Regions from separate parts of the Homo sapiens genome. Here region 1 is linked to region 2. The links are chromatin loops, found by intact Hi-C in ENCODE. Cell type or tissue: HepG2. All regions are shown on one strand. Links, peaks and the distances in the headings refer to the core of each region. The heading gives the core; the rest is flanking DNA.

Region 1 (12,818 bases), core at 10,299-12,798, 66 kb after region 2:
TTTCTGTGACCACTGGGACTCGAGAAGAAACAGGACATTATTTACACATTAAAGGAACACTTACCCCAACACCACCGCAAGGGAGCCGGACGAACACGGAGGCGAGCGAGCCTGTGGGGGGGAGGGAGACGGTCAGAGAGGCCAAGGGCACGCGGCCAAGGTGCTCGACAGGCCCTGGGCGCACTCCGGGGTCTTCAGTGGCACTTGGGCATTTGTGGGACAACGAGGGGCCACTGCTCCCCCTTGTGACACCCTGTGGCCCTGCTGCAGGGTCAGTGTCTGGCCCTTAGAGGTGCCTTGACTCCTGTGAGGGCTGAGCTGGGTCACAGACCCTGGTGGGGACACCTCAAATTGTTGTGGCATCAGCCTGTCAGGGGCCCAGGAGAGGCACCAAGCCACTGGGGAGCACGAGGTACCCCTGGTGGGCGTCTGCCTGCAGCCCGTGCCCCTGAGGGGCTGTATCTAACAGCAAATCCTGCTCCAGGACCCCGAGCCTGGCTCCTCAGTGAGCTCCTAGGGCTTGTCTAGCAGCCCCCTCCCATGGCAAACAAGGGGCAAGTCCCGGGATTAAACATGGGTCCTGAGGCCTCTTAGACCCTGAGATCCTCGGGAATGTATGCAGCGACAGCCCCTCCCTGCGACACAGGCGGAGCGTGTACAGCTGACTGAGGGCTCCAAGGACGCTGCAGCTGCACGCCAGGCCTCCTCCCATGGAAATCGGGGCCCTCGAAACCCCCACCCCACTGCTCTGGCACCCGCGCCTGCTCCGGCAGTGAAAGTGCTCCCAGGACAGGGGTGCTGTCTTTTTCCTGTTTGACCCAGTGCTGGCTGAATGCACGTCACCAGCTTAAAACCCATCTGTGGAGGACAAGAGACCCCCACTAACCAGGGGCGGGACCTACCATTCCTAGCGGCTGCCTGGGCCCCAATCCCTCACTCTCCGCAGCCCCCGGCCCCTTCCTGGGCTGGAGCTGGAGTGACATCTCACATGCTCCAGGGAGACTGGCTTGATGTAACAGGCTCCTTTATCCAACGTGGGACCCCACTTTCTGGCCTCAGCTGGGCTGTACCCCCCGCTGTGGGGCTCCTCTCCCATTCTCAGCCTGCTCCAGAACAGTAGCCTCCACTCTGTGTGCTCTGGTCCACGCTCCTAGGGCTGGCTGCCGGGGGCCATAGGAAGGAGTTGGCCATAGGTCCATTAGGGCCTGTCTGCCTCTTGCCTGGAGGGCTTGCCGGCCCGGTTAGCACGAGAGGAACCCTTCCTCAGGGAACAGCGTGCCTGGCTGGGAAGAGCAACTGCGATGGCCCCAAGCTGCAGGAGAGTGGCTGGCACAGACGAGAAGCTAAACAGAGGCCTGCTTGCCTTAGCCCACGGATGCCCGCACCCCCTACGGACGCCCACACCCCACCGACAGATGCCTGCAACCCCCCCCGACACCTGCAACCTCCCCACAGACGCCTGCACCATCACCCCACCACGGACGACTGCACCCCCATCACCCCACCACGGATGACTGCACCCTCCCCATGGATGCCCGCCCCCCGCCCCGCCCCCATGGACACCCACACCCCCCATGGACGCCAGTACCCCCCACGGATGCCCACGCCCCCCACAGACGCCTACACCCCCCACGAACACCTGCACCCCCCACGAACACCTGCACCCCCCACGGATGCCAGCACCTCCCATGGATGCCAGCATCCCCCACTGATGCCCACCCCCCCCATGGACGCCAGCACCCCCCACAGACACCCACCCCACCCCACGGACACCAGCACCCCCCACGGACATCCACACGGACACCAGCACCCCCCACAGACACCCACATGTCCCACAGACAGCCACAGCCAGGCCCTAGTGTGAGGCCCGATGCACAGAGCTGACTCAGGCTCTTCTCACTCTGTGGAGGTCACAGATCTGCATCAAGGCCGGAGGCTTGTAGAATGGCCACGTCCACGGCCCGGGGCTGGGGAGCTGCCATGCCAACAGGGAGCAGGGCAGGAGGCAGGAGGCAGGGGGCAGCAGCTGCAGCCACTTTCAGAAGGGGCTCAGGGGCTCCCAGGCCCCCCAGGCAAAGGGAGGATAGGCCCGGCCCCCATCTGCTAGGAGGGCCCGGCCAGCTGAGGGGCGCAGGCGCCATGCAGATGCTGTGACGTTTTCCAGACAAAGGCCTACGTGCTCGGAGGAGCCAGCCTGTGTCGGAGGGAGCCCGCGCTCCTCTCCACCTGGCCTGGCTCCAAGGGCAGGGTCTGTGCCCGCCTTGTCCCTCCTCCCTGCCTGGGCTGTACAAGGCATTGAGCCAGCAGGGGCTTCAGTCGGCCCTGGCTCTCCCTGCAGCGCTCAGCAGGCATGCCTCGGCCTCTGGGTCCTGGCCCTCACGCCCACTGAGGGCAGCAGCACCAGCATGCCTCCCCTTCCTGGGCGCTGTCCTGGGCCTACTTCCTCCGTGTCCATGGCTCACGGACCCGCCACTGCCTGGAGTCGTGGCTCCTGACCCTGGTTCCCGTGTCCACATGTCAGCGTGGCACATGGGACAACATCAGCTAACACTTCTCGCCTGAACCTCATGGTGGTCAGCCCTCATCCCCGCAGGCATGTTGGCCCTGCTCTCCTCTGTGCCTTGGTGACAGCAAGTAGTGGACGTGGGGCTGACCATGCGGGGAAGCGGCCTGCACGCCGGACCCCTTTGGGAGGTGCTGGGGCTGGGCAGGAGCTGGCGGGATGTGGTGGGCAAGAGAGCTAGTGCGCAGGTGGAACGAGACTGAAAAAGGAGGAGGGCGTGGGTGCCAAGGTGCCAAGCCACCTGCTGTCCTGCTTGCTGCCCGTCGTCTGTAGTGGGGTCACCTAATGCCAACCTCACCACAGTGGGCGGGTGCTGCCTTGGAAGGGCGGTCATGGCCTTGGTGAGTGGCTGAGTAGCTGGGGCTGGGAGTGGCTCCGTGGGCCACGTCCTTCCATCACTGACTACTCCAACGCACGGGAAAGACACTGCCAGAAACTAGGGAGCTCGTTTTCCAAATAATGCACGCGCTCAGCTATATGAATTCACAGTAGACACACGTGTCCAGGTATCTGCAAGAGACTGAATCTCTTTGAAATCATAGCCAACCATGTCTACATTAAAACCACAAGTCATCCGACTGTTTTGAGTTTGCTCATTATCTAGCAAAGACCAAAACAACAAAGAAAAAGTACACGATTATGCATCCAAATGCATGCGTATAGGAATGGAGTTATAGGCAGAGTTTTGGTGACAGTTGTGAGGAGCCCAGCGGCCTCCTGTGGTTTGGAGCCACAATCACCAAGCCCAGGCCACGAAACGTTCCAGCCTGGTGACAGGGCCTGAAGCTCTGCAAACGACCAGCCTTACTACTTGTCTGTTTGCCGCGGGCTGGCAGACAGGCGTTCTGTGCCTGGGGCAGGGAAGGCTCGGCTCCAGCCATCCTCTCGCTGCTGCTCCTGCTCCCTGGCTGGGAGGAGGCCCTCGCTGTGCCAAGTCATTTTCCTGCCGCACCCTACCCTGAGCATCACCGGCACCCACTCGCCAGGGGCCCAGCTCTGCCCGGATGCAGCACCCTGCCAGCTGACATGAGCAGATGAGCCACGTGACTTTCAGTGACGCCTAGGGCAGCGGCCAGCCTGCCTCAGGCCCACGAGCCAATTCAGCCACGCCTTATGTGTGGCATCTCACCACATCAGAAAGGAAATATGAAGGCCCTTGCACACGGCTTAGCGGCTTGTGGATTCCATTAAAAGAGGAAAGAAAAAAAATCACACAGTAGTGTTTAAACACCTCATTAGGGTTATGTTCACAAAACTCAAGATAATCATCAGCTATTACCATGTCTGAAATACTTAGACTGATGATAATGAAGTTTCTGGGTTAGGACAATTGTCGGAAATTCAAAAATCGATCTTGAGTTGTGAGAAGGTAATGGGAGAGGCATCCTCACAGGAATGTGAACAGATTTTAAAGCACAAAGCTTTCCAGGAAAGAACAAGAAATAGAATGATCAACCTTCCTGTAAACAAAAGAAACTGACTAGAATGGTTGCCTTCGGAGAACAGGAATGGTGCAAAGGGATGCTGCAGAGACACTTCAATAAAGAAACCAAAAACAAGAAAGGGGTCTTCCTTTTTGATCATCTCTCTTAAACTTTGTTTGAAACTAGCTTAGAAACCTAAGCAAGGTGGTGGAGCTAAGCCTGCCTTCATCCTTCTGCTGGTGGAGCTGGTCCTGCCTCCATCCTCCGCCCACTGAATTCCACAGGTTTGAAAGACTGAAGGTGGTAGGGGATGGACCAACAGCCGGTCCTTTGAAAATGGATGAAGGTGTCAGGAGCAGCCGCCATTCTGAAAGGCGTGGAGGTGGGCGCACAGAACTGCGTGTGTGCAGGACACGGCCTGATGAGCTGATGCTTTGAGGCTGCTCAGCAACTCCCACGCCTGCTGAAGCCCCTGCTGTGGCAGCCCCGGTGACATCGAGGCAAAGATCTTGTCCCCTCATGGGGCCCACAGGCAGCCCCTCCCATGCTGGAGAACCCGGCCAGAAGCTGAGGTGTTACATGGGGAGGCAGTGACGTTTCCTGGTAAGGACTGGAGAATCCTGAGGGACAGCACACTCTAGCCTCAGTGCCTCGATGCATGGCCTTTGTCCACCCAGCTCCCGGACAGAAAGCCGCCTGCCCTCTCTGCCGCCCTTGCCCTCTAGGGCTCCCTTCCCCAGCCCCAGCGGTGCTCCCCGCCTCCGCTAGGTACTCCACAATCCATGCGCCATCTTCTCCCCAAGGAGCGCGTGCCCCCTTCCTAGGGGTAGCTGCATCAGCTTCTCCCTGCAGGGCGATCTCAGACTTCCTGGCCGCCACCCTCTCACAGACCACCCAGTAGAGGCCGGCCTCCATGATGGGCCTCCCAATGTTCTTTTGCCCTGGGACAGCGTGTCCTCCGGTGGCTTCCTGAGGAAGAACAGCTGGAGGGTGAAAGCTCTGGCCCTTGCATGCCTGGAATGCCTCTGTGCCACCTTCCTACTCACCCGGCAGTTTGGCGGGACACAAACTTCAGGAGGGCAATGAGGCGCCCTTAAAACTGGCATGGCCGCAGGCCCCATGGAGTCTGCAGGTGCCCTGGCTCTCACCTGTCCCTGCATTCTGAGGCTCTGCTGTTTCTCCCTAAGAGGGTCTTTCTTACCCCTGGTGGGTCCCTGCAGCCCAGAGACTCTGCCTTTGGCCTGGGGCCTTCTGAATTCCAGACACCTCCTCCTGGCCTCTGCCTTCCCTGGGAACTCCTGCTGTTTGGACCCTGCACACTGCAGTGAGCTTTGGCCTTCTTCTCCATCATCTCACTTCCCAGTTTCCCAGAGCTGTCACGTTTTGCTCCAGTTTCTGGGAGATGACATCACCGTATCTTCCAGTCTGAGGAGGATTTTCTTTTTCTGCGGTCAGGTGTTTAATTTTTGTCTTCTCTGAACGTTCTGTGCTTTCCCCTTTTCCACTGAACTTGTCCACGTTACGTGGATGTGGCATCCTCTCTGAGGGTGCTAATGGCAGCTGGGTTAGTGCCTCACACTGTCTGCCCCCAGCCTCCTTCCCCTGTGTGGCTCCAGCTCCAGGTCCCTGTCCAGCCGTTCCTCGGGCCCTGGGTCCTCCTTGGTTGTCCGCTCCTAAGGGGGAAGTGCCAACGGCTGGGTGGAAGCTCTGGGCCCACAGGGGGTGATTAGCCGTGAGTGCCAGCATAAGGGATCTCAGGGGCTATTTGTTGGGAACCCCTGATGTCAGCTTCTTTGGGGCTGGTCAAATCCACAGAGGGGTCTCCTGTCTGCTTGGACGGTAAAGGTCAGCATGCTGGCAGCCCAGTGGGGAGGGGTAGGGGCTTGGCATCCATGCCCTCATCTAGAGCAGCTGTCTCCAGTCCAGGAAGCCCCTGTCTTCCACCGTCCCTTCCAGAGGGACGGTGGAAGGGTGCTGTACCCCTTCTAGAGCAGCAGCAGGCGAAGCCGCTGTGTAGGGAGTCGGGGCCCAGAGGCCTTTCCACCAGCTTTGGCCCAGGCCCTTGACTGAGTGCCTCCCTGAGTCCATAGCCTCTGCAGTTGCTGAGCCTGAGCTGTCGGAGTCTGTGGGGTGGGTCGGTGGCCCTTGTCCCCGGCACTAGCTCAGGATCCACCTCGTGAACCTGCTCAGCCACACCCCGGCCCACCTGCTTCCTACTGCTGTTCACTCCCTTCTCACTTTCCCCAAACTTGAGGCTTCTGTCCTTTTAGAAGCCTCCATACCACAGGGCAGGGGGGACTCCGGAAGCAGCGTGACCGCCACCCCAGGCCAGAGCCCATGCGTGTCCTCACAGCCCTACTGGCTCCATGGTCTGTGACCCCGTCTGTACCTACAGGGCATCCAGTACAGAAGGTGCCCTCGGCGAGTGGATGAAGGCGTGAGCGAGTGAGTGAGTGAACGCATGAAGGACTAGGAGTGCAGGTCTCTGTGAGGCTGAGTCTGCCGGGCACAGGCCTGGCACGGAGGACACCTCCTGCAACGTGTGCCCTGCCAAATGCAGTCAACGAGCCAGGCACGGCCCACCCTCTCCTTGCCCCTGCAACCCCTGCGTTCATGGTTCCTAGTTCTCCCTCTCTGCCTTCCTAGGGTCCTGCTCAGGGAAGAGCCAATATGCTCTTCCCAGGGCAAAGGCACAGAAGATGGGGAAGAAAACCAGTGGGCAGTGACTGTCCTGGTTCAGGGTGGCTGGGAGGCAGGGAAAGACGTTATCGAGGAACAAAGGGAGCCCTGGGATCCCCCATCCCCAGGTCCGTGTTCTGTGCCCTGGGATCCCCTGGCCCTCGGTCTGGGTTCTGTGCCCTGGAAGCCCCCGACCCTGGGTCTGGGTTCTGTGTCCTGGGAGCCCCCGGCCCCGGGTCCGGGTTCTGTGCCCTGGACACCCCCGGCCCCGGGTCTGGGTTCTGTGCCCTGGGAGCCCCCGGCCCCGGGTCTGTGTTCTGTGCCCTGGACGCTCCCCGCCCAGGGTCTGGGTTCTGTGTCCTGGGAGCCCCCAGCCCTGGGTCCACGTTCTGTGCCCTGGAAGCCCCCGGCCCCGGGTCCACGTTCTGTGCCCTGGAAGCCCCCGGCCCCGGGTCCACGTTCTGTGCCCTGGAAGCCCCCGGCCCGGGGTCCACGTTCTGTGCCCTGGAAGCCCCCGGCCCGGGGTCTGGGTTCTGCGCCCTGGAAGCCCCCGGCCCCACGTCTGGGTTCTGTGGCCTGGGAACACTGGAAGCCCCATGGAGCTGGCTGGGAGTTCACCTGCCTCTGCTGAAGATCCCTGTGGAAAGCCTCTCACCAGCTCCCCGGGCAGAGGATGCCCATTAGAAAGTTCTCTCCATGAGGCTAAAATTCCCCTCCACCACCTGTGCAGGTGCTTTCAGCCAGAGCCAAGACACCAGCAGCCTTTCACCCCTAAGCAGTGGACACTCCCTAGGCCTCCTCCTGGTCTTGCTCTGATGGGCCTTAAAGCGGAGCTCAAAACAACTTCAGGCTCCCTGCAGGGCAGGGCGGGCAGCATGCTGGCTGTGTTCCTAATCAGCCTCTCAAACCTAAACTCTGATTCAAGATGCTTCTAAACCAACGGTTCTCAGCCCAGTTTTTACACAAACACACCTGCTACCTGGCACGTTCATCAACAACCAGTGGCTTGTGAACAGAGGGTGAAAGGTTCCCTTTCAGGCCCTTTACCTTATAACCTGGCAGGCGACACCCACAGGTGCCCCAGACACAAGGGGTTGAGAGCTGGAAACACAACCTCAGGGGACTTCAAACCCAATATGGGAGGAAAGGAAGGTCCTGAAATACCTAGAAGTTTCTTACTGTCCAGTTTCTGCCGGTTGAGGGGGTTCGTGCCATACAGGAGGGTGTGGGCTTCCGAGTGCACCGTCTGTAGCTCCTCCAGGGTGGCCTTGCGTCCGCGGATGCACTGTGGGGACAGGCGAGAGGACACTCACACGTTCTGCAGAAGCTGCTGCTTCAGCTCCACAGACAGAAACTCCAACTGAAACCATTGCCCAAAAGGAAACTTAATTTGATACAAAAACAAGCATGTTATTTGGTTACTGCAAAAGAAGAAGCAACATCACCCAACGTGATATTTTAAAATATTTAAGAAATATTTTAGAGGGCTTACACTTAATTATAGCTTTGAAAAAACACTTTAAAAGATAATTCCAGCCTTCAATGCATTACCCTTCACTGTCGCACGAATGACTTGGCATCAAATTATTACTTTGCTTTCCAGCTGCCAGGGTCTGGTCTTAAAATAGAGGTGAGCTGCTGAGCTCCCTCACGTTCAAGGGAAACCCCAGCCGCGCTCCCGGAGTCTCTGAGCCCCAGGATGAAGCAGCCTTCCTTGGACCGCCCGGGGCCACAGCTGCCAGGGTCTGGCATCTGTCCTGGATGGCTAGCTGGCATCCGGCTGCGTCTCTCTGAGGTTTGGAAATTCTTCAGATTGAGATCCCTGGGCTAATTCAGATTTTCTCCAGAAATTCACAGGAAAATTAGTGTTCTTTAGTTGAGCTACATTTATTTAGCCTTTTAAAGGGGACGATGGCTTTGGACATGAGATTCGAGTTAACATTTCACATGGAAATGGCTCTCAGAGGGTTAGGCCACCACAGGATGAGTCAGACGCCACTCAGGTGGCCCCGGTTGTGGCTGTTACCTGCTTCCCCCAGGCCTGAGCAGGATCTGCTCTCTCCCTCCCGACTGCAGCCCTGCCCCAGCATCCGCTGAGCTCCTGCAGGCCTCGGTGTCCACCCTGTATGTGAGACCTGTGGTGGGCGAAGCTCGAGGGCTCTCTATGCCAGCCCAGCACCTGGGGCTCCTCTCAGACCACCAGGAGCCGTAGCACACAGCCTTCCTGCAGGACGCATTGCACCTGGGGGTCCTGTCCATGCAGGGTGGAGGAAGAAGGGGCGGAGCCAAGAACTCAGTCCCCGCCCACAGGGGAGAGACCTCCAGAGGGCAGGTGCGCTGGGCAGGGACGGATGCTCTGCGGGTTCTCTTCTCATGAACAACAATTCCACAAAACCGGGCTTCCTCTATGAAGGTCTCTTGTTTAACAAAGAAAAGATGTGACACGGCTTCCGGTGGTAAAAAACGACTCTATGGTCCCATCCACATAACCTAGTGCTGCTTCTACTTTGGGGACATAAGTCACATGTCCCTGGAAAGCCAGGCAGGAGGGACGTACTCTCTGGGTAGGGGTCAGGGTGCAGTTGGGGCCCTGGGCGGCTGCGGGGGCTTCTAATTTATTTTATTTTATTTTTTTTGAAACGGAGTTTCGCTCGTTGCCCAGGCTGGAGTGCAATGGCGCAATCTTGGCTCACTGTAACCTCCATCTCCCGGGTTCAAGTGATTCTCCTGCCTCAGCCTCCTGAGTAGCTGGGATTATAGGTGCCCACCATCACACCTGGCTAATTTTTGTATTTTTATCAGACATGGAGTTTTGCCATGTTGTTCCAGGCTGGTCTTGAACTCCTGACCTCATGTGATCCACCCGCCACGGCCTCCCAAAGTGCTGGTATTACAGGAGTGAGCCACCGCACCTGGCCAGGGCTTCTCATTTCTAATGACTTCAGGAAGCCCACATGTGTGTACAGGCACAGGCAGCTGTGGCCAGGGCCAAGTTCCCTCTGGACAGACGGGCCTAGGCAGCCCACGCTTGGGAAGGTCCCCGTAGGGGACCACAGGCTGTGCCCTGCGGTGCCAAGAGGCAGGTCATGTAGTGTGGACTTTGGGTGAAAGAACGGCAGGGTAGCCATGTGTGTCCTCCCCACTCAAAAGCGACCCACTGGATAAGAGACTGAATTGCAGAAAGAGAGATCTGACGTTAGACCACAAATGAAATTCACAAATTAAAGTTGATGTTAGAATAAGGCAAAGAAGAAAAGTAGAAAAACCCTCTCCTTACAAACACATGAAATGGACACAGAAAAGACACAGGATCAAAGCCCCAAAAGCTCTGCGACACCGCGACGGCTGGGGCTGCAGGTGCGCGACACCGCAAGGGCTCGGGCTGTGCGTGCGGGACACCGCGATGGCTCAGGCTGTAGCGTGCAATATTGTGACGGCTCAGACTGAGCACCTGAGAGGCTTTTCCAGAGCCACTCTGGGAGCGGTGGTGATGGTGGCCCCTTCCTGCTTTCTTGGGAGGCTGACCTCGTTATTTCTGTCTCCCTTTAATTCCTAGGATAAGACAGAAGGAGTCTTTGCTCCTTACAGCAAACACAGGCTTGGGGCAGGGTGCAAATCCCAGTGGTGGCCCTGGTCTCTGTGGCATCTGACTTCCAGCCCACCCACTTCTCCTCTCCTTCCTGGACACCGTGCCTGGAGGCAGGACAAACCAAGCTGGGCAAGCAAATTGGCCAGGAGCTGTTCTGGCTCCCGGGAAGCCTCTGCAGGAGGGCGGGGCCCGCACACACACATGGCTATACTCAGAGGACCCCCGACTGCTCAGAACGTGTGAGGCAGCTTCCCAAGGCCTGCTCTGGAGTGAGGCAGGGAGCGAGACAGCTGCACTGGGAGCCACGTCTTGCTGGGCCGGCCTGCCAGTATCGACAGGGTCCCAAGCTTGCAGAAAGTATCTCCCAGCCCACTCTCATCCTTCCTCACCACGCGAAGCCAACTCAGCAGTGTGAGGGGAGGGCCTCACCCCCCAGGCCTCCAGGCAGTCGTCTACCCAGAGAAGGGGTGCTGACTCTGAGGCCCTGCCCTCGGGCCTGGGCTTCGGTCTTGCTGTGGCCTCCAAGTGGTCCGCGGACTGGGGAAGTCACAGCCCCATCCACCCCATCTTCTCCTATCGGGTACCCACTCTAACCATGCCCCGTACCCATGGCCCCTCTGCTCGGCCATCTCAGGAGGCCAGTGACCCCTGGCAGGCTGGCACTGGAAGTCTGGTGGGTGACGTCACGTCCCCCTGGGCTGAGTTAGCACACTGCTCGCTCTGAACCTGGAGGGGCACCCGCACTGGAGAGCTGCCCCACGTGTGGGAGCAAGGCACTGCTGTCCAGGGAGTATGGCCTCCACCGCCTCTGTGGCTGTCTCCCAGCCACCTGTCTTTCTCCAGCTCTCCTCTCCCTGAGATCCTGCCAGGCTCAGGTCTTGTCCCACAGCCCCAACACCTGGGGACCCTCTGCCAGCCCCTGGCCCAGTCGTGGCTGGCACCTTCACCCATGGTGCTGAGGACAGGCAGAGGAGCCGAGGGCGGGCGGAGGAGCTGAGGGCGGGCGGAGGAGCGGGCTGTTTCTTCCAGGGTCTTTGCTTTCTCACTCCTCCCTCCCTTGCTTGCATTTGCTTTGCTTTTCTGGCTGAGAGACCCTCTCCCAATCCCCTGGCCTCAGCGGAACCTCCTGGGGGTGGGGGCACATGTAGGGGAGGGACAAGGAAGCAGGTTATGGAGCTCTGGAAGCCTCAGGAGGCCTTGGGCAGTCCCCAGAAGGGGCAGCAGGACAGCTGTCTGGTCCTGTGGAGGGAAGGGACGTGGGGAAGGAGTTTCCTGCAGCCAGTGTCTGCTGGGCAATGCTGCCCTCCAGTGGCACAGCCGTCCTGACCAGATCCCTGAAGCAGGTGCCAAGAGCCTCTACAGTGGCTCCTCCCCGCCTTCCTCCTCCCTCCTCCCAGAGGGCACTGCAGGAGAGGGTCCTGGGCCTGACTTTTAGAGAATTCCCCCCTGAAAATTATGTATCACCAATAAAACTGGTAAAGGAAACGGGGGGTAAGATGAGGCACAGATTAAAAGTTCACAAATATCCCAGCTTCTAAAGGAGGGCAGGCGAACCTGCAGGGCGGGACCCTGCAGAAACTAAGCCAGGAGACCAGAGGCCCTCCGTGCCACGCCAGCTCCACGTGCTCACTCATCTCTGCCACAGCCACTTGGGCCCTGGGCTGTCGGGTGTCCAGGACTGTTGGAGGGGTGGGTGTGGATGTTCCTGTCCACCCTGTGCGCTATCTGTAGGATGGTGGGATTCCTGGTGTGGGGAGTGGACATAGCAGGTCTCTACTGGTGGGCCCTGGCATGGGTGGGGCCTTGTGCGACCCTGCACAGTGTTGCCAGCCCCTCTCTACAGACAAAGAAATGGAAATTTGTCCAAGGTCACCAGCTCCCAGACGGGAGTCTCTTCTCTTCCTGCCCTCGCTATCAGCAGGGCCTGGCCACACCCTCCTCCCTGTCAAGAGCTCAAGATCCCCTGTGACAGCTGCCTCCAGGGTGAAGAGCACCAGCTGGGACAGCCTCACCAAAGTGCGGCCCCCGTCCTGCCCTCAGGTGTTAATCGGCTGATCCTTCTTGCCTCCTTGGGCCTGGGAGTCCACTGCAGCCAGATTCGGGGCAGGGCTCTGGTTCCTATCAGGAGGCGGGGCCGGGCCCTCCTTGTATGAGAACAAGTGAGGCCGCTGCCATCGCCTGGCGGCCAGGGAAACTGAGGCACAGCCAGAGCTGCAGCATCCCCGAAGCCTCCTCGTGTGACTCAGCCACATAAGGGAGCTGAATTCAAACCAGGCCAGGGCCCTGCCTGCAGCTCCATTCCCTTCACGACCCACTGCCTCGCCAGCACCTTAACTCTGAGGAGGGCCCCAAGGGCCTGAGGTCTCCCTGTGTTCTCGAAGAAGCTTTTCAAAATCTTAAAAAAAGAGAAAATTATTTTAACAAAAAGCCAACAGGCCTGATCTGAGATATAATCGGATCTCCCCGTGGCTCCTTCCTGGCAGCCCTGGGGGAGCATGGTGGGAACTGGTTTCCTTGGGGAAGTGACCCGGAGGCAGAAAGCAACAGCCCTGGACCTTGAGAA
Region 2 (14,961 bases), core at 6,870-9,369:
TTGCTAAACTCATTTACTAAATTTATTAGTTTTGTGGGTTCTTCAGGGTTTTCTATTATATGTCAATAAAGAGAGTTTTACTTCTTTTTCAGTCTAGATGCCTTAGTTTTTCCTTGCCTTATTTCATTAGCTAGCACCTCTAGTAAATGTTAAATGAATGTGAAGAGAGTGGACCTCCTTACCTTTTTCCCAATCCTAAGTGGGAGGCATTCAGTCTCTTACCATTAGGTATAATGTTAGCTGCAGGATTTTTATAGATGTCTTTAATAGAAATGAAGATGTTCCAGTTCATTTCTAGTTTGGTGAAAATTCTTTTCATGAATGGGTGTTGGATTTTTTGTGTGTGTGTGGGGAGATTTTGTTAAGTGTTTTTTTCTGTGTTTATCAAGATGACCATGTGGTTTTTTACCTCTATTCTATCAACATGATGTATTAAATTAATTGATATTGAAATGTTAAACTGACCTTGCATTCCTGGGATAAACCCCACTTGGTTGTGGTGTATCATTCTCCTTATATGTTGCTGGATTCAGTGTGCTAATGTTTGATAAGGGTCTTGGGGTCTAAATTCATGCCTGATATTGGTCTGTAGTTTTCTTGTCATAACTTTAGTTATTTTTTGTATTAGAGTATACTGGCCTCAGAGAATAAATGTTGCCTCTTTGTTTATTTCCTATGTTTGTGAAGAATTGGTACTATTTTGTTAAATATTTGATAGAATTCACCAGTGAATATTCTGAGCCTGGGCTTTTTTGTGGCAAGATCTTCAATTACTAATTCACTTTTTGCACTTGTTATTGGTCTATTTTGATAATGAGTCAATTTTAACTTTTTTGGTGATTTTCTTTAATGTTATAATATTGGTGGTATAAAGTAGGTTTTTAAAATAAATTCTAAGTCTATAGTAAGTAAATAAATATAAAAAAACACTCTTTCTCACCACTAAGAATATTCAACTGTTAACATTTATTCACTTTTTTTGCCAATATTTTCTCAAAATACTTTATTGTATTTACAAAAATAATAACCAGGGCCGGGCATGGTGGCTCATGCCTGTAATCCCAGCACTTTGGGAGGCTGAGGCTGGTGGATCACCTGAGGTCAGGAGTTCAAGACCAGCCCTGCCAACATAATGAAACCCTGTCTCTACTAAAAATACAAAAAGTAGCTGGGCATGGTGGCACACGCCTGTGGTCCCAGCTACTCAGGAGGCTGAGGTAGGAGAATTGCTTGAACCTGGGAGGTGGAGGTTGCAGTAAGCCAAGTTCACACCACTGCACTCCAGCCTGGGTGACAGAGTGAGACTCCCTCTAAAAGAAAAAAAAATCTTGAGCTTAACATCTACAGAGACACATTCACAAGTTCCAGAGACTATAGAACATGGACCTATCTTTTTGGGGGGCACCCCTCAACTCACTACAGGGAGTTTAGACAATAGAACCTGCGGTTGCAGAAGAACACGTGGACACGCCCAGAACAGTAAATACCTGTTGGTTATGTTCCTGCCCCAGGCTCTTCAACACCACACAGATTGGCTGAGCATCCCTATTTGGGAGGCACCAGTGACCTAAAGTTCTGTAATTCCATTTGAAGTACTTATTAATTGAAAATGTCCTGAGCATTTTTCAGGTCTTCTAGCTCAAAAGAAGTTGCTAATGAGGTGCAAATATGCAAATGGAAATATGGCTGGGGCTGGAGGCCACCTGGCGGGTACCTACCTGGGGCTTTGGAATCAGGAGGCAGCCCTGGCACCAATGGTGGCGCTCCTACTGAAAACCAGTTGCTGAAACTTGGTCAAGTTTCTGGACCTCTAGGAGCCTCAGTTTATTCTTCCATAAAGAGTAACACCTACTTCTCCAGGCAGGCTGCTGTCAGTTTGGATGGAGTCAATATGTAAATATGTGGCATAGTTCCAGGAAATCGTAAAGCCCCAGTAAACAGCAGGTCTTACGACAATCATGAGGGTGAAACAGACGCGAAGTCCTGACCAGTGAGGCCTGCCCATCGCTCTGGGGGAACCACATCCTGATGGTTGGATCTGGTTCCCAGTGCTGTGCTTACGGTGGAACACCAGGTTGGCGGGTGCCCAGGTGTGCCAGGAGGGTGTGTGTGCAGCACGGAGGAGCTGGGGTGTTGGGGGCTGTGTGCTCATGGTGCTCAATCTCCCGGCTGTTCCTCGGTCCATGGATGGCACCTTCCCCTCTGCTGACCCCTTGATCGCTGGAGCCCCCCACTCTGGGTTTCCCCAGCCCCACACACTGCTCACCCTGCCTGGCCTCCTCTGCCGGTTCCTCTTCTCTCCAGCCTCTTTTTCTGGGGCTCGGTGTTTCTTCTCTTCTTTGTTATTTCGCTCCCTCGTTATTTTGCTCCATGTTGTGGCCATAAATGCCACCTAACTGCTGACAGGCTCAGGATTCTATTTCCAGCCAGGCTTCTATTTCTCAAGCTCTAGGCTCAACTATCCAAGGTTCTAAATAAACTAACAGAGAACTCGGCTCATCCTGTCCAAAGCCAAGGCCCTCCTGCCCTGCTCCCCACCCCCCAGCCTCCTGCCTCCTCTGCACCATCTGGCATGTCCCCAGCAACCCTTCCCTGCTCTCCCTGGCCCACCTACCTGTCACCCCCTGCCCTGCCCCTCCGTCACCCCCAACCTCCCTGCCCTACCTTCCTAGTTGGCGCATCTCCCAGCATCCTGACATACGCCATTGTATGTCTGTTCTCTGTCCCCACCATGAAAGCCCCTGGAGAGGCTGGCAGTGCCTGGCAGCCCATGTAGACAGTGAGGAGTGAAGCAGGTGTTTAGGGCCACGTGGGAGCTGCGGGTGCAGAGCAGCCATCCCGGCCCAGCACGAGGCAGGACGTCCCGGGTCCTCACCGCCCAGAAAGCAACGGGCTGCTCCATGGGGCAGTGGTGGACTGTGCCCTGGGATCCTCTGGCAGAGGAGACCGCAGAGGAGGTCCACCAAAGTGCCCTGCGCTTCCCAGGGGGGTGGGGGGAGTCTCACTTTGTCAGTTTTGTGTCTCCCCAGAATATTGGGGAATGGTTTGAGGCGCCTGGCTTCTGCAGGCCGCACCACTGTCACCTCCATCATTGGCTGGGGTCAGGGTTTGGGACCAGGGCTGGCGGGCACTGGGTGGGGTGGGGCCTCCGGATGAGGCCGCGGTTCCAGGCAGCACCACCAGGTGGCGATGGAGTCCACGAGCCTCCCCAGCGGGGCCTGGGTGTGGGAGCAGCCGGGTAGGGTGGGGTGGGGCGGGGCAGGTGGGGGTCCCCGCCAGGCGCGCCCACCCCCTAGCCTAGCAGCCCCGCTCTCCTGCGGGCTCCCCCGTGGGCCAAGTCTCCTAAACTGGGCCAGCCTGGAGTCAGGTGCGTGCAGCCCTGCCACTCTACCTCCTTGCAGCGAGGCCTGGAGGGCGTTCCACGCGTGGGCACCGCGGCCTTCGGAGGCCTCCAGAGTCGGCCTCAGTGGGCGCGTCCTCCCTCCTGCTGGAGGGGACTGGACACCGTTAATGACAGCGAAAATCGCCTGGAGTTGATGACATTAATCTCCACCAGGCCTAATGAGCAACTCAGTTCCCCAGGCCAGCTGTGGGAGGGGCCTTGGGTGGGGGCAGAGATTAGCAGAGGGGCTAGGTGCCAGTGATGCCAAAACCCCAGGGGAGGCAGCCAGGGGTTAGGGTCAGGGGTCAGGGGAGGTGGGGTCCCCAGGGGAGAGGCAGCCAGGGGTCAGGGGTCAGGGGAGGTGGGGTCCCCAGGGGAGAGGCAGCCAGGGGTCAGGAGTGAGGGTTCAGGGGAGGTGGGGTCCCCAGGGGGAGGCAGCCAGGGGTCAGGGGAGGTGGGGTCCCCAGGTGAGAGGCAGCCAGGGGTCAGGGGCTCCCAGTCACTCAGTTGTGAAACGTGCAGTGTGTGCCACGTTAAGTCTTCTTAGCTCCTTTGCCAAGCAGCCCGAACATTTCAGAGGTGCAAGAGGGCAGAGTGCCACTACCTGAATGCCCCTGCCTGGCCAGGCGTCACTGTCCCTGTGGTGATGGGTGGGATGCAGCTGGCTTTTGGCGGGAAAGAATCTCTGGACAGGGTCACGCAGGCATCCTTGGTGAATCTGCAGTCCCAGCTCCGCCTGGGCCCAGCGGGCTGGGGGAAGAGGGTTTTCCTGCTGCGACCCACAGCAGAGGCTCACAGGCACCACAGTGGGGACAGGGGAAAACAGCGCAGCCACAGGAAGGATCCAGGGACTCAGGCCAGGCTGCTCAGGAGTCTCCAACCTGCTCTTGCCCTGCCCTGCTCTGCCCCGCCCCCTCCTGCTTCCTGCCTGGTGCGTCTGGCACGCAGGCCCGGGGAGGGTGCCCAGCCCTCCTCTGGGGGGCTTTCTCCTTGGCTTCCCTCTTGCCTTTGCACTCCAAGGCCGGCAGGAGGACCCTGCCTCCTCACCCATCAGTCTCCCAGGCTGGGCTGCTGGGCACAGTCCCGACTGCAGGTTTGGCACAGGGCAGAGCGTCGTCCCTGAAGCAGCAGCACGGGGCCTTCCCAGGCTGGGTAGGGTCTATCCAAGACCCTGCACTTGTTCTTCTGTGTTGACCTTGGTAGCTCAGCCCTGACCTCGGGAGTACCCCAAACACTCTGTGAGCACCTCCTACCGCCCCAGGTAACAAGACCTGTCCCTGAACCGAGGTGCCCTGCAGGAGAGAAGGAAAAACCAATGGAGTAGCAGCAGCAGAACAGCCAGCCCCACTGAGGGCCGAGCAGGGGGCTCAGGACATCGAGGATGGGCTGAGGGCTTCAGAATCATCCCGAGACGCGGGGAGCTGACCTCCTTGGGATCAGATGAAGACCCCATGCCCTCCCCCTAGAGAACTTTGCACACACAGGCCCTCCCCCTAGAGAACTTTGCACACAGTGTTCAGGGGGTCCCAGAGCTCTGAAGCCCCCACAGACTGTTGGGGCACCCCAGATGCAGAGCCCCTGGTGTGATGGGCCGTCTGCCGGCAGGTGGAGGGTGCCCTCTGGGGTGCTCGCCTAGGCCGTGTGGGTTCTCTGTCTTTCCTGTTCGCTGCATTTGTGCTGCCCTGGCATCCGGGGTCTCACTGACTGGAGGAGGTGCCTCTCCAGGGCTGGCGGATTCCTAGGGATAGAAAATAATTCCCTCGGAGCATGTGCGTGGTGTGTGTGCAAGCCATCCAGACCCCCAGCCACCCCTCTCTCCCACTCTCCCGTGGTGCGTGTGCAAAGCCATCCAGACCCCCAGCCGCCTCCTCTCTCCGACTCTCCCTTCAGGACCTAATCACCCCCTGTCCTAATCAGCCCGGGCCAGGCTCTGACAACGTGGAGCAGACCCTGCCCCCGGGGTCTGCTGATCCTGCCTCTCCAGAGTGGACCACCAAGAATGGCTCTTCCCATGTCTCTCGCTCACTCCTTCGGCCTCTGACCGCCCGGGGTTCCCCGGCCTACTGTGCGGTGTGCTACGCCTCCTCCTGGGAACGGTGGGCCACGAACTGTCTTCTGAAGGCCAGTGTTCTGCTCCGTTCGCCCCACACCTGAATAGCAATGAGACTGCACCCGGGCTGCCCAGCCCACGGGCACCCAGGACCATGCATTGGGGGATTCAAATAGTGAGTCTGTTCTCTCACAGTTCTTTTAATTTTTTTAGTATTTATTGATCATTCTTGGGTGTTTCTTGGAGAGGGGGATTTGGCAGGGTCATAGGACAATAGTGGAGGGAAGGTCAGCAGATAAACATGTGAACAAGGGTCTCTGGATTTCCTAGGCAGAGGTCCCTGCCGCCTTCCGCAGTGTTTGTGTCCCTGGGTACTTGAGATTAGGGAGTGGCGATGACTCTTAAGGAGCATGCTGCCTTCAAGCATCTGTTTAACAAAGCACATCTTGCACCGCCCTTAATCCATTTAACCCTGAGTGGACACAGCACATGTTTCAGAGAGCACGGGGTTGGGGGTAAGGTTATGGATTAACAGCATCCCAAGGCAGAAGAATTTTTCTTAGTACAGAACAAAATGGAGTCTCCTATGTCTACTTCTTTCTACACGGACACAGTAACAATCTGATCTCTCTTTCTTTTCCCCACATTTCCCCCTTTTCTATTTGACAAAACCGCCATCGTCATCATGGCCCGTTCTCAATGAGCTGTTGGGTACACCTCCCGGACGGGGCGGCTGGCCAGGCGGGGGCTGCCCCCCACCTCCCAGATGGGGCGGCTGGCCGGGCCGGGGCTGCCTCTGTTCTCTCACAGTTCTAGAAGCCAGAAGGCTGGGGTCCAAGTGCCTGGGGGACCATGACCCCTACAGAGGCTCTAGGGGAGGCCTTCCTGCCTCCCCCAGCGTCTGTGGCTCTGAGCACTCTGCGGCACATGGCAGCATCCCCCCCAGGCTCCTCCATCTCCCAAGGCCCCCTTCCCTTCTCCGTGTGTCTCCTCTTCTGTCCCCAGTAAGGATCCTCCCACTGGATTCAGGGTCCCCCTGGAAAACTCAGGCTGAGCCCATCTGGAGAGGCCTTCACCTATAACTACCTCTGCACAGGTGCTTTCCCGAATCAATCCACTTACCGGGTTCCCAGGGTAGGATGTGAACACAGCTTTTGGACGGAGGCTGCCATTCAGCCCACTACTGCCCTTCTCAGTGAGAAGGGGCTGGTTGGCAGGAAGGAGAGGGGGCTCCGGACACACGGTGGCAGTGCCCACCCCCGGCTCAGCCCAGGAAGAGGCCTTGGCAGGACAAGGATGTTGCTAACTTCGGGGACCATCAGGCTCAGCCTCAGGCCTTGAAGTACCTGCCCATCCATCACCCTCCCGGTTACTCCCTTACAGACTCAGAGCACTGGGAGCCACCTCTGGTCCTCAGGGTAATGGAGCCTTCTGGACCCATAGCTGATCTCCCCCTACTGAGAAGTGAACTGGCCATGAGGCCTCATGAACGTCCATACTCAAGTCTACCCTGAGAGAGGCTGGCATGCAGCTTGCAGAGGAAAACGGAGGGCGGGACTCAGGCTGTAGGTCACTGTCTGGAGGAGGCACATGCTGTGCTGAGACTCTGCAGACAGGCCAGGCCTCCCCGGCCACCTCTGTGTCTCTTGAGGCGGAGGAAGCCTTTCCTCCTCCTCCCCGTATGCTGCTGATGGGAGATGAGTGTCTGGGGGAGGGAGGCTTAGAAGGGAGGCCCCACTGACCTTCAGGCTCACAGGATGAAGGGGAGGTCACCAGGTGGGGAAAGGTATTCCAGGCGGGGGAACAGCCTGTGCAAAGGCCTGGAGGCAGGAACTGGTTTGTGCCTTCAAGGAGCCCAGCCGGCAGGATGGAGCTGGCTTTCCCATGCTGGCGGTCAGCGTGATGCTGGTCTCCAAGACAGCCGTGGGCCCACTTGTGTGAAGCATGTGTTCTGTGTCTGCGTGGGCTGAGGAGAGCTGAACAGATGCCAGTCGGATTCTCTTTTGAGGGCAGAAGGCGCGAGGCAGGACTCTCAGTTCGGTGGCAGTGGGCATATGGGTGTGGGAGACCGTTTCTGCCAGGATCTGTAGGGGAATGCAGGAGCCCAGGGCAGAGGAGTTGGGAGGGCTGGCAGAGGCAGGGGGAGCTGGGCGAGGTGAAGCCCGGAGTGACACAAGATGCCCAGTCTTTCAACGCCCCATCCTCCTTGGTCCCAGCCACAGGGGGTTTCTGTCCTTGCAAATGAAGAAGCTTGACTGAGCTGAGAGCTCATAATTCTGCTCTTTTGTCCAAGATGTGCACTTCTCATGTTTTCACCTTTCTAAAATTTATCTTAGAATTTGTGGCACCAAAAGGACGGGGGTGTCCTCTGCTCCCCTCTCTCATGGTGCAGTTTTGGTCTTCCAGCAGGCGGCTCTGAGACCCCGGGTTCGCTGGGGGTGCCGGTGAGCTCCTCCCATGCGAAGGAAGGGAGGTGGCAGAGCCGGGCAGAGGGAGGTGCTGAGCCGTGACACGGTCTCAACAGAGGCCTCAGCCGGCCCCATGGACTCAGCCCTGCCCTGCATGACAGTGAGGGCCTGGCCTCTGTAATCCCACGTGGACTGCTCCTAAAGTGTGGGCTACCCCGAAGGCACCCCTCTCTCTCCAGCTGAGGGTGGTTTCTGGAAAGGGGTGGAGGCTGAGTCCGAGGCTGAGCTGGGAAGTAGAAAGTGGCCTCAGTCTGGCAGGGGCGCTGGGGGTGCATCTCAGTGGCCCCCGGGGGCTCCCCTAAGACTGCTGTTAACTATCTTCCAAACAAGGACTTTGTAGAACAAAGCACGCATTGTGGCGTCCATAACAACAGTGACAATAGCCATTTGTGGCCAGAAACTGAACTTAGTGCCTTTATACTCATTGCCTGATGCCATTCTCAGGACAGTCCCATCTGGAAGAGTGGCAGGTCAGGTGAGGTGGTTCAGCCCGCGTCACCCTCATGCCTGGGGCCTGGCATTCTTACTGTAAATGACTGGAGGCTCCAAGTGGCTTTACTGACTCTCTGGTGGCAAGGGCTGCCCTGGCCGGCCTGGCCAGACAGACACAGCCCCCAGGGAGAGAGATGCTTTGCCCACCTGACTAAGGCCAAGGCCTCCTCTGGGTGTGTTCTGCACATGGGGGAATGGGGACCGGATGTCCTTTGGGATGGGGGGTGAGGGAGCTCAGAGGAATGTGCTAGAAAATACTGTCCCTGCATTTTACCTTTTTCTTTGGGGCAGCTATTGATTCCTTGAGGAAACCGTGTTCTGTGGCCGAGGCAGGGAGGGCAGCTTTAAAGTCGATTCTCAGGAATGTGAATACCATGAATTAAGGGTGGTGTGTACTCCTGACGTCAGAAAAGGGGAAACCTAGGGATCCACAGTCTAGATCTGGAAGAGGATGCTCGAAAATTTCAGCCCCTGTCCCCGCAGACTCCTCGGAAGGCATGGCTGGGTTTTTGTTTGCTTTTCCCTCACACTGTCTTAACACAGGCAGGGTCCACGGGTGGCCGGCCCTCTGTGAGTCTCGCCTCCCAGGGCGGCCTTGGTCAGTCGCCCGCCGCAGACGCTGCCCACTCACCCAGCACCTAAGTACCATCCAGTTCCCAGCTGTTAAATATTCCCAGGTGTTTCCAGTTGTTCATTCAATAATGCTGAAATGAGCGTCTTTGGACACAAGAGGTTTTCCGTAACTAGGTTTGTGTCCTGGGCACAGGTGCCCAGAAGTGTAATCAGGTCCGGGCACAGCCGTTTGCAAGGCTCTGAAGGGCTCTGCAGCCTCTCGTGGTGACGGTCCCCCAGCCATGGTGCTGAGGGCCGTTCGTGTCCACACACCCTCCCCAGCATTTAACGGGATAGATTGTTGAAATATATACAGGCCCCAAATCGTTTTTCTCTTTTACTTTTGCTTGCAATTTTTATTTTGTTTATTTTTTGAGACAGGGTCTCACTCTGTCACCCAGGCTGGAGTGCAGTGGCATGATCACAGCTCACTGAAGCCTCGACTTTCTGGGCTCAAGCGATCCTCCCACCTCAGTCTCCTGAGTAGCTGGGACCACGGGTGTGCACCACCATGCCCGGCTCATTTTTTAAAAAAATTTTTTGTAAGAGTGTCACCATGTTGCCCAGGATGGTCTTGAACTCCTGGACTGAAGCAATCCTCCCGGTTTGGCCTCCCAAAGTACTGGATTATAGGCGTGAGCCACTGTACCCGGCTACTTGTAATTTTAAGAACTACAGACAAAGCTTGTTAGTTTTCTGTATGTTTATCACACAGTTGTGTCTCATCTTTTGGGATTTGTCCATGGTTTTTAAAAAATTTCTACGATCATTGCACAGATTGTCAACACTGGCCCTGGCTGTCTTGGTTTGGTACGTTCCATTCATTGAGACTGGGGTTATTAAATCGCCCTAGAAGTTTTCACATTTCTATTTAGTCACATTTATCAATGTTAAGTCAACCACCCTCCCCGCCTCCACCAGCCTCAGGGCACCCACTCCCACCAGTGTCATGGCAACCTGGGAAGGTTTACATTTGAGTCATGTCGACGCCAGGCCCCACACGTGAGCACTCACCGAAGGTAGTGGCAAGACTGCCACTGTCACCATATGGGCCCTGTGTTGGGTCTGTCACTAGCCTCTCATCTCCGGGTGTAGTGATTCCGGAGGGTGCTCTCTGCTAGAAAAAAATACATCCCATTTTAATCACTCCATCAATCTTGATTTTAAACATTTTCCTGAAAGCTGTCTGGGTGGGATAGTAGGAAGCCGACAGGCTCATGAGGACGTTCTCACTCAAACAGGTTGCAGGTGTAGGGGCTCAAATCTGTTTACAAAGTCAACTTCTGTGTGTGCTTTAAAGAGAATCGAATGGGCCCCTCATTTTCCTTGGAAATACACTTTTCATGGCAAAAGAATGCCTTTGGCCATGTTCCTTTTCAAAATCAGTGTGCCTTGCTGTTTGGATGTGAGGAGTTTGTTAGCCCCGAATCGTATGTTCCTTCTTCATGACTGTCACTGGCAGTGGGGAGCCACCCTCCAGTGCACGCAGAGCTTACACTTTGCATGAAGACACGTCTTCCTAAAACAGACGATATAACAAACCTATTTTCCTGTCGCAGCTTTTTTGATTTGCATGGTTCTTGGGACTACTGGAACAAACTTCCTAGTATCATGGGAACCTCCTCCACCTGCCCACCAAACTTGGCTTTGACTAAAACTCGGTTTTGTGATGGTACAATACAGAGGAAGTCTAGATTTAGAATGAATTTCCTGGTAACTGGTTTGTGAATAGAATATGGTTTGCGTCTGTGCCCCTGCCAAATCTCACATTGAATTGTCATCTCCAGTGTTGGAGCTGGGACCTGGTGGGAGGTGATCAGATCACGGGGGCCGAGTTCCGTGAATGGCTTAGCTCCATCCCCGCTCGGTACTGTGGAGTGAATGAATGAGCTCTCATGGATCTGGCTGTTTCAAAGTGTGTGGCCCCTTTCCCATCTCTTGCTCCTGCTCCAGCCATGGAAGACGTACCTGCTTCCCCTTCTGCCATAACTGGACGTTTCCTGAGGCCTCCCCGGAGGCCGAACAGATGCCAGCCTCATGCTTCCTGTACAGCCTGGGGAACTGTAAACCAATTAAACATCTTCTCTTTATCAGTTGCCCAGTCTCAGGTATTTCTTTATAGCAGTGTGAGAACGGACTCATACGGAATATCTGCAGTTTCTTCTTGCCTTTCTAAAGAGGCATGAGGGCCTCTGGGTTTGGCTGGCCAGCTCTCCATTGCACGGCACACCTGGTGGCTCCTGCCAAGTCGCTGCCAGCTGGGACCAAGTTAGAGAGGCGCCGCTTAGAGAGCTGCCCACTGTGACGCTTCATCCGTTCCCTCTTCAGCAGCCCTTCCCACCTGGAGCTTGTAGGAGAATCCACGATGTTCATCCGTGTGATTATTTTTTATTTCTGCTGTATGCTCCTGTATGCGCCTGGCCTAACATCTCTTCGAAATGTCTTTTTGTATTTCTAGTGATTCCGCTTGAACAGCATCTCATCAGCTTCGCAGCTGTGCACGCAGCCATTACTTGTAGAATTCTCCTGGTACCTGTGTAAATTTTATCCTTAGTCCTCCAGTAATTCACTAGCCAGACAGCACAGTGCCAGCTCCTGGTCTGGCATCGTTTGGTGACTTCCTTCTGGTCATGATACTCACCTTGGACCTGTGTGTACCACCTTCTTCTCTGGGGAAGGCTCCCACGATTGCTTCTAGGAAAGAAGAGAACCTCCGATTGGCTAGAATGTGGTTGTAAGGGCCGGCCACCCTTGCTGGTATCATTAGTTGGCTGTGCCTACCCAGAGAGTCCAGGCAGCACCATCCCTGACCCTCCGCCTTCCCACTGGCACAGATGTCTTTCAGGTAGAGTGTGGACCTCATAGGAAGGCCCTGGGGGTTGTGAGGTACCTGGGTACAGTGGTTCCTCATGTGTTGGTAAGGTTTGCAGGTGTTCTTGGTTCTGTGGCAGAGACTCTGGTGTCTCTCAGTACCCACCCTCCCTTTCTTCTGTAACAGCAGAGCTGCTGTCTCCACTTGGACAGGTGGGCACCTGTGGAAGACTGCACATCCTGGCCTTGCTTGCAGCTGCTGTGGCCACAAGCCCCAGGGGGTCTTAAGCAGAAATGCTATGTGCAGCATCTGGGGAGAACCCTTAAGGAGCCATTCTGGGTTCTGGTGCCAGGTGAGAAGGCCCGAGAAGCAGCTAGGCAGGGGGTGGGCTGTGGTCCCCCCAGCAGGAGTAGGAAGAGAGAGGCGGTGGCAGAGGCTGCCGAGGGCCCCTGGGAGGCTGAGAGCCGCGGCTCCAGCCTGGCCTCCTGCGTCTTTAGGGAGGTGGATTTGTCAAGGTGGTGAGGAGCCCACATTTCTGCATAACACTTTTGGAGCTTGATCTGTGTCCACATACTTGGGCATATGGCGGTCTCCACTTGAACCCTGGCCCCTGGCCCTGCGAATATCTGTGGTTGGCTCGGTAGATGTGTGTCACCCACGCAGACATTAGCTTTGCCATCATCTGTCATTTTGTCATATATCTAACTGCCCATTACTGGGAGTTGTTTACTTTCCAAAGGGGCTTTACTAATAACTTCAACACTGTAACACATTAGTCTGAGGCCCCAAGTACATATTAGGGACTCAGTGTGACTTCAAAGAGCAGCTGCATCCAGATTGAAACTAAGAGTGTGTCAGGGACATACAACTCCCTACAACTGCACCCCAGAAGTTTAAGTGGAACCACTTCCTGGGTCCTCCCAAGCTGCATTATGACCTGCGCTTCCTGAGAATCTGATGTAAAAGACAGCATGTGTTGAAATTATAGCACGATTTACTTGCAAACCCGAATTTCCATTTTTTTGTACACTCAGATATCAGACAAAAACTTTTAAGAAACTGAGAACACCGCAGCATTTTAGTTTTTGTACATAAATCCCAAGACTTGCACGAATTACAATGCCACACTTCTTTTTTCCCACATTTTCATATGAATTTATTTTCCATCACTATCAGAGAAATGTTCTTGCATTTGAAATCAAATCAACAAGTTTAATTGGCCAGAGAGTTCCTTTTAAATAGAAATTTTGAGTGCATTTAAAAATAAACCTTCAAGTCTCATATATTATTCAAGTCTCATATATATAGTATAAGTATAGTATATATTTATATTAAAGTCTCATATATATATAGTACCATATAATATTACCATCCTTGGCTGGGTGCAGTGGCTCATGCCTGTAATCCCAGCACTTTGGGGGGCCAAGATGGGCAGATCACCTGAGATCAGGAGTTTGAGACCAGCCTGGCCAACATGGTGAAACACCATCTCTACTAAAAATACAAAAAAGCCGAGCATGGTGGCGTGCGCCTGTAGTCCCAGCTACTCGGGAGGCTGAGGCAGGAGAATCACTTGAACCCAGGAGGTGGAGGTTGCAGTGAGCCGAGACTGTGCCATTGCGCTCCAGCCTGGGCGACAGGGTGAGACTCTGTCTAAAATAATAATAATAATAATAATACCATCCATAAATTATTGGCTAAAGGATCTCGTATCAATGGGACGCTGAGTGGAAACCCTTTTCAATCTGTAATTCTAACCTTTACGTGTTTACTTTTTTCTAAACAAAGGTGTTGGGCCTAGAAACTTGGTAACAGTTGCTTGCTTGTGGTGAATGTGAACGCGTTGAAGTATTGCATTTGTCAAAATGGGATGGCAAGAAAGCATTGCCGCCTTCAAACCCCCAGTGAAATAATGGGCCCAGTGGCCTCGTGGAAGAAGAGTGGGCCCCACCTCTGAGGGGCTCCTGCTAGGGGTGTGAGCCTGAACTGGCCAGTGCTCTAGGCCCACCCTCCTGTCCCTCCTTTACTTGTCAGAGGAAAGGGCTAGGACACAGCGGATGTACAAATGCATAAATGGCCGGATTTCTTCTGCAAATACATTGCAAGAAAAAAACCAAACCAAAACAAAACAAAACAAAAAAAACCAAAACAGCAACAAAAAAAACCTGAAGACAATCTGAAACAATGGGGAAATCTCAACATTGGCTGAATATTTGATCATGATACGAAACTGCTCACTTTGACAGCATGATAAGATACTGTGTTGTCTAAGAAAAGAGTCTATCTTTGAGAGAAATCTACTGAGATATTTACAGATGAAATGATAAGATGTCTGGGATTTGCTTCTGCCTCCTAACACTCCTGTTTGTGGTGAGGAGGGGGTAGACTAAACACATTTGGGAGTGTTTACAGCTGTTGAGGCAGGTTGATGAGCACACAGGGCCTCAGAACTAGTCCCCTTTTGTATGTGTCTGACTTTTTCAGAGACAGAGGAGAATCTAAAGACCAGAAGATACTAGAAATTTATGGTGGATAAAGGATTAGCATCCCAAAATAGATTTTAAAGCTTTCTAGTTCACAGCCCCAGTAATGAAACAAATGGGCGGAGAACAAATGGGCGGAGAAGACAACCCAGGAATCCTTCATTCCATCTGCTTATTGGGGAGCAATGATGTCTTCATCTCTTGGGCTAGAGGAGTAGACCAGCTTCCAACTTTCTACTCTAGCACATGAGATGGACAAACCCAGGGAGGCGCTGCAGGATCTGAGCCTGAGGGTCCTTGGGCCTTGAGCAGAGGAAGCCTCTCCCGTGAGTGTGGGCTGGCCTCCTGCACTGGCTTCTATGCCCATGGAGATGAGGCTATAAAAAGACTGGCTGTGTCTCCTGGTGCATTCTCCACTTGCTCCTAGATCACGTGCTGTGGGAGACGCTGACGGCAAGGCCTCGAGGCGGCCCTGTGGAGAGGCCCATCAGGCGAGGGAAGGTGGCCACCTACAGCCACAGGCATGTGCCTGGAGGCCAACCCCCAGCCTGGTCCCCCAGCAGCTGGGCCCCCAGAGGAACCCTGGCTGAGCATTTGACTGGACCCCCAGGGAAGACGAGACAGGGACCCTGCTGAGATGCACCCAGACTCCGGACCTTCAG

The links. Hi-C counts contacts between places; a loop is a spot of excess contacts. Peaks named below come from ENCODE experiments on the same cell type or tissue, not always from the same donor. Only the 100,000 strongest peaks of a DNase experiment are listed, where the experiment ranks them.
Region 1: it touches region 2 in a loop (7-fold over the local background); 38 of 110 quality-filtered maps call a loop at or near these places.

Annotation. Positions count from the first base shown.
Region 1 is chr2:239,094,946-239,107,763 of GRCh38, forward strand. HDAC4 (histone deacetylase 4) reads right to left here. Exons shown (of 27, transcript NM_001378414.1): 16 at 7,831-7,951; 17 at 65-111. Among named protein-coding and RNA genes, the nearest start is that of MIR4441, 15 kb to the left of the region's middle. In HepG2, for the core only: a CTCF peak has its summit at 11,561 (motif pointing left); a DNase peak (open chromatin) is centred at 11,566.
Region 2 is chr2:239,032,280-239,047,240 of GRCh38, forward strand. No RefSeq gene overlaps it. Among named protein-coding and RNA genes, the nearest start is that of MIR4440, 29 kb to the right of the region's middle. RefSeq lists an enhancer at 3,600-4,219. In HepG2, for the core only: no CTCF peak of the experiment used is centred there; a DNase peak (open chromatin) is centred at 8,292; H3K4me3 peaks cover 648 bases; H3K27me3 peaks cover 770 bases.